2 separate regions of the Homo sapiens genome follow, and region 2 is linked to region 1. A link is a contact called in ENCODE Hi-C or POLR2A ChIA-PET data. All regions are on one chromosome and are shown on one strand. Each heading gives the region's core, a stretch centred on a gene start or an enhancer-like site at or near the end of the contact. The rest is flanking DNA. Distances are from core to core; before and after follow the strand shown.

Region 1 (3,168 bases), core at 355-2,854:
TTTTCATTCTTACCCTTCCCACCACCTGTTTATATATGAAGGGTCAAGAATACCTATAGCCCTGAGTCCATCCTCCCTGGCTCCCCAAGAAGGTTAGGCTTGATTCCATGCCAGGCATGTTGAGAAGACTGCAGACATGCTCTGTGTGACAGAGTGCATTTTATGATGCTTCAAAGCAAGGAGGCAAAGATAAAATGATTTCATTTTTCTATTTTCAGCTTTTTTGAGTTGAGGGTTGCTGGCCTATGAACTTGATCACAAGAGCCTTATTTATTTGGAAAAATGTATTCTAAATTCTAAGGACTAGACATGTTAGTGTACTACATTCTAAAATTTTTCTTAAATTGGGGCCTACCTATAGTGTATAGATATTAATGCAGTCATTATATTGTGTTAATAATTGGGACTACAAGCCTTAACCAGAGTCTTAGAATTTTATGAATTTTAATTTATAATTTTATTTTAAGGGTGCCACTAGAAACCTTGTGATTAACTTTAAGGGCTTTTTGGCTGTAATGACTGTAATTAGGATAATTATGCATACTTTCTTTAGCATTGTGTCAACATGATAGTGAGGGCATAAACAGCCAAGAAGCAGTTATAGGTATTCCCTGCTCATTTTGCATTCATCACACATTCATTGAATGTTTTGTACTTATCTCAAATAGTAGAGGATACCAATGGTGTAAGTTTAAGAATTACATGGTTCTTGTCCTCCAGAAACCATGGAGTCCAGCAGGAAGGAAATGACATACTGGTATTTGGCAGGCAGAGATGGAAGTTTGGTTTGAAGAAAACCTTTTGTGCTGATGTTACAGCTGCTGCAGTCACTAGCCACATTCATTGTGCAAAGGCTGGAGGATTCCACAGTCAGCATGGAAGGGACCAATTAGTCATGCGTGGGTTTCATCCTTGCCTCTATAAGAAGTAACATCTCAATAGTCATGGTGGTGTTTTGAATTTAAATAATCACACATTATTTCTTGGTATGTTTTTCAGATCGCCAAATATTGTGGTTTTGTGTCACATGTGCATTATTTGTTAAAACAGGATTATGGTGTGAATGATGGAGCTGTTTTTTTGGGGTGGCGGTGGAGGGTGTTATGTTTAGACTGTCACTCTTGCTAGGCATCCTTTGCCTGACTGTGTGTAAGGTGTGGCAATCTCAGTAGTCACATTGGCCCTCCCATTTCCCGTAGTCTTTGGAAATCTGACCGGCAGCATTGAGAAGTAAGTAAAAGGGGTGCCCTCTCAGATGTCCCTTCCTTTTAAGGAATGATGTGTATCAAATCACAAGATCGGTCGGGGAAGGAGCAGCGTGACACAGGTGTATCTTTTCTGTGGTTTGCGATGAGGCATAAGTGCATAAATTCCAACCAGGAAAGGAAGTGCAGGGAATTCTACTCTCAGGACATCCTTATGGTCCTGACAACTTCTTTGGCAATGTCAGCAGCCCTTGGCATTTTGTCATGCATTCTTCTCCAACTTGAAATTCAGGCTTAGTGCATGCAGTATGCCACAGTCAGGCTTGTGGCTACTCCAGGAGGGGAGCTGTGACTCATTCTTGAGTCACTTGGCCAGCTTTGGTTTCAATTAAGCAAATGAATGAAAACAATTAAAAACAGAAGTTGCCGACTAAGGCTAATAAAAGGGCAGCAGTAATTTTTGTCTACTGTCACTGTTGTTTCTCTAGATTGTCATATCTTTAAAAACTCGGTAAGACAAATCTGTTAGTGTTTGATTTTAGATTTCTTGTTTATAATCTAAAAATCAGACCCAGAATCTGATTTACCTTTTTGGTTCTAATCTAGTTATATTGTAATTCTAACACTATGCACAACTAATTTATATATTAAATATAGAATTTTTCATTGGCTAAATGCACTTTCCTCAAATTTGTAAGAGGTTTTCCACTATTCAAAAGTGTTACATGTTGCATTAAGTCATTGTTGATTATTCAAATTATTTTCAGATTTATTTTCCAAGTACTAAAAAAAATTGTGGGTGTATTTTCAGGATGTTTTATCTATCAATTCATATTTTTGAGCCCCTCCTCTCCCTTCTCAATTCACATTTTAAAAATTATTAGTTCATCAAATCTAGGAACTGTAATAATGTCCTACGTTTACTTTTCTCCCCAAATCATAAAATTTCAGTAAAGTTTCCAAAAGGGGCATAAATGTGTCCTCATCTCTCACACACTGAAAAGCAAAATTCTTCAACTGATGGGGTATTTTCACCTCTTTGATGTCTGTGTGCCTCTGTCATCGGTGTAGTTCAGAGCCTTATCTCCCTTCCATTAGACCATCACCTGATATACCATGGTTTCTTTCATCTCCTTGTCATTGTAATAGGAACACCTTTCCCTTTGCTGGTTAACTCCTATTTCTCTGCAAAATACAGCATAGGTAATGGCCTTGGTTGGCCTGTCTGTTTTTGGTGCCTCTCCTGTGTGCCTCCCTAGCACTTCCCCTTTGTCATGGTGCACACCACTGCACCCTATTGTCCCTTTGCCTCTGCCTACCTTGCTGTGAACTTATTCAGGTCACGGATGGTTTCTTACTCATTTCTGTAACTGCAATGAGTAAGTGAGTGAATGAAATGTTCATCCTCATTCTGATGGGGAAACTTATTTCTAATTTTAGGGACTGAGGACCAAATTTGTGTATTTGTCAGACCTGGCTTTTCATTTTCTCCAACCACTGAACATTTCAGTGCTCGTAACACTGTAGGAGAGAGTAGACCCTGTGGTCTCTGTGCAGTAGGTGCTGCTGCTCCTTTCTTCCTGGAGAATTATATATTTACTTCTTTGATATACCTTATCACTGTGAATTTTATTTGCTGACTGGCAGTGTAAACTCTGGCTTTCTAGAGGTTTATCTTAGGAAGAACTCAATATTTATTCACTTGAATGAAATCAAATAACATTTGGCTTAATTGCTTTAAAATGAAGGAATAATTAGAAGCAACTGCTTTGCTTTGGAGAACTGTAGGAAACTGTAATCTTACAGCTGTAATTGCCCCCAAATGGAGAAGACCTTAGGAATTTATGTTGAAAGTAGAACACTGCCAATTGTTCTCATTGGCAAATTGGCTGATATGAATGTTTGCCAACCGGAAACTTGCCCCATCAGTTCGCGTAATCTGTGGGAGGTGAATATATTTTAT
Region 2 (3,168 bases), core at 324-2,823, 710 kb before region 1:
TTGGACTTTTTTGTTTTCTCAAGAATAAAGAAGTTGGATGTGGTAATATGTTAATTTTGAACTTACCTATTTTTTTTGTGTTAAAGCCATGAGTTGATTGTTGTTAGTCTGTTCTCACATTGCTGTGAAGAACTACCTGAGACTGGGTAATTTATAAAGAAAAGAGGTTTAATTGACTTACAGTTCTGCAGGCTGCACAGGAAGCATGCAGGAAGCTGGGGAGGCCTCAGGAAACTTACAGTCTTGGTGGAAGGCGAAGGGGAAGCAGGCACGTCTTATATAGCTAGAGCCGGAGGAAGAGAGCTTGGGGAGGTCTACACACTTTTAAACAACCAGGTTTAATAACAAGAATAGCAAGGGGGAAATCCGCCCTCATAACCCAATCACCTCCCACCAGCCCCCTCCTCCAATATTGGGGATTACAATTTGACATGAGATTTGGGCAAGGACAGAAATACAAACCATATCAATTGTGATATTAAAAATTTAAGAGAAAGTTATCAAATATAGTGTTCAAAACCTTTTCTTTGGGGTAAGAGTAGCTTTAAAATTTTTCTGGGATTCTCTATCTCCTTAATGCCAAATTCTAACCTGTGTAATATTTAGCCTAGAACATCAATAAAACAGGAATGCAGGTGGTTGGAGGGCATAGAAGCCTCTTCATGATGTAATTGCTGTCCATGTTTTGTTGTTGTTGTTGTTGTTTTTTTGAGACAGGGTCTTGTTCTGTTACCCAGGCTGGAGTGCAGTGGCACAATCATGGCTCATTGTAGCCTCAGCCTCTGGGCTAAAATAATCCTCCCACCTCACCTCCTCCCCACCAGTAGCTTGAACTACTGGCATGTACCACCATGCCCAGCTAATTAAAAATTTGTAGAGATAGGGTCTCACTATGTTGCCCAGACTGGTCTTGAACTTCTGGGCTCAAGTGGTCCTCCTGCCTCAGCTTCCCAAAGTGCTGGGATTGTTTTTTGAGCACCCTCTTCTGAGGATGGAATTGGGGTGGTAGTACTTCTCTGGTTGGAATTGGGGTGGTAGTACTAATGGGAGAAAGAAACATAGCTTCACCTCATGGGGGAAAACAGTAGTTTAAATGAGAGGCATTTCTTAGGCACAGGAGTCCAGAGGTAAGCCCCAGGCATGGGAGCTCTGCCACTTTTGGGACCCAGACGTCCATCTTGCATGTTGTGGCTACTTAGTATGCCATCCAGGGACAGAGAGAGAGATTTGAGCTCTGGCTACTACTTTCATATTCTGAAACAGCAGAAAGAAGAGAAGGGACAAAGGGCACACACAAGCTGTCTGGTAAAGCTTGCTGTGGGTTGTTACGCAACACGACTGCTTACTTCCTGTTGATCAGAATGTGGTCTTCAGGCCACACAAAGGGAAGCTGATATATTAGTCTGTTCTTGCATTGCTGTAAAGAAATAGCAGAGACTGGGTAATAAAGAGGTTTATTGGCTCATGGTTCCACAGAGTGTACAGGAAGCATAGCAGCTTCTGCTTCTGGGGAGGCCTCAGGAAACTTCCAGTAATGGCAGAAGGCAAAGGGTTGGGGCGGGGCGAGGCATCTCACATGGTGGGAACAGGAGCAAGGCGGAGCGAGGGGTGGTGCTGAACACGTTTAAGCAGGTCTTGGGCGGACTCTGTCACGAGAACAGCACTAAGGGGATGGTGCGAAACCATTCACAAAGGACCCACCCCCATGATCACTTCCCAGCAGGCCCCTCCTTCAATATCAGGGATTACAGTTTGACATGAGATTTGAATGGGGACACAGATCCAAACCGTATCAGCTGCGAAATACAGTTTTTATTCTGGGAGGTCATGTGTCCACTTGGTCTGCCAAGGAACAAGGGGAGAAGGAACACTGGCAAATAACCATCTGTGCCACAGCTAGGACATCCTGAGCGGTCTGGAATGGGGGCTATGGAGATGCAGAGTTGGTGCCTGGGAGAGGGCTGGGGGGAGTAATTCTCAAGCTGAGTTTCCAAGGGTTAATAATTAAGCAGATGGGAAGGGGATTTGGTGAGGGGGGAGAGAATTGAGGGATTCTGATGAGAACCGTCTTTTAATCACATTACATTGGTAAACCAGCTGTTTTTTCCTTGAATTTCTAATACTGCTATCAGACTTCCCCCATGAATGCTCAAAGGTGCACATGAACAAGAGATTTGTAGCCCCACCCTATTCCTGCTCTCAAAGGCCCTCTGTCCGTCCTCACCTTTCTAGGCCTCTGCAGTTTTCACTCTAGAGTTCCCTTCTCATCATTGCTCTTCTGTGGTAGAGCCAAGGTTTCTAGCCAAGACCAGCCGTTTCTCTGATCTTTCTTGAAAGTTAATCAGTTAACTTTGTTCGAGCCTAATCACTGGAGCCCCCATGTGGAAACATTTTAAGTGCTCATGACTGCCATGGGGGCTGGAGCTGCTCTTCCCCATGGCCTTCCCGCTCTCTCTGCGGCTTCTGTACCTACGTTCTTCTTGAGAAGTTTGTCTTTCCCCCAACCTGGATACAGGCCTTTCTTTGCACACTGAAAGGCTCATTAATACTTGAGGTCAGGGGTTGCCAGACGTGCTTTTGGGGCTAGACAGTAAATCTTTGCAGGTGATCCAGTCTCTATCACAACTATTCAACTCTGCTTGAGTCAAAGCCACCACAGACAATGTGAAAACAAGTGCGCTGAGCAGGAGACAGAGTTTAATCTGCAGTCTTCTTTGAGAGAAGGTTCTCACTGCCACTGCCCACCTCCCAGACTAGATACGAAATCTGCACTACCAGGTATTGAAACCTCCCTGGCCCTTGAGATCTGAATATAATTTGCCTCCAACTCCTATTTCCATAGTCTGGGTAACTCCAAAACTCTGAGACTTCTATGATTTCCTAAAAGCTTACGTTATCACAGCACTGCCTGCCTTCAAGTTCAGTTCCATACAACTGAGATGTGAATCTCAGCCCCTTCTATGCTGCTCCGAGGCTCCTCAAACACATCCCACCTTACCCTCCTTCTCATCTGGCAGCAGCTCCCAGCTCACCTTCCCCAGCTGCCCTCGCTTGCCCCACCCCCTCCCCTCCTTTCCTGTGACTGCCAACCTGCTGCCCCACGGCACGCCCAGCAGTTCAGCTCCCTTCAAGTGTTCTCAGCCCTCAGTTCTGCCAGCGGTTATCAAG

The links. A loop is a pair of places that touch in the nucleus more often than their neighbours do. ChIA-PET counts read pairs that join two places held with the same protein, here RNA polymerase II (POLR2A). Pooled maps may share reads with other maps.
Region 2: a pooled map shows a loop between it and region 1 (12-fold over the local background). The contact joins two enhancer-like sites. A Hi-C loop is called at or near these places in 6 of 50 pooled maps. POLR2A ChIA-PET finds 5 or more read pairs at or near these places in 2 of 52 experiments (CD4-positive, alpha-beta T cell and activated CD4-positive, alpha-beta memory T cell).

The regions. Positions count from the first base shown.
Region 1 is chr1:107,935,012-107,938,179 of GRCh38, reverse strand. The region is part of intron 1 of VAV3 (vav guanine nucleotide exchange factor 3); the gene reads left to right. Among named protein-coding and RNA genes, the nearest start is that of VAV3-AS1, 28 kb to the left of the region's middle. RefSeq lists an enhancer at 1,368-1,904. Within about 2 kb of position 1,604, at least 15 of the 41 ENCODE cell types and tissues checked have a DNase peak (open chromatin) inside an H3K27ac peak, as active enhancers do.
Region 2 is chr1:108,645,181-108,648,348 of GRCh38, reverse strand. HENMT1 (HEN methyltransferase 1) reads left to right here. Exons shown (of 8, transcript NM_001102592.2): 8 at 1-54. Among named protein-coding and RNA genes, the nearest start is that of HENMT1, 14 kb to the left of the region's middle. Within about 2 kb of position 1,573, at least 27 of the 41 ENCODE cell types and tissues checked have a DNase peak (open chromatin) inside an H3K27ac peak, as active enhancers do.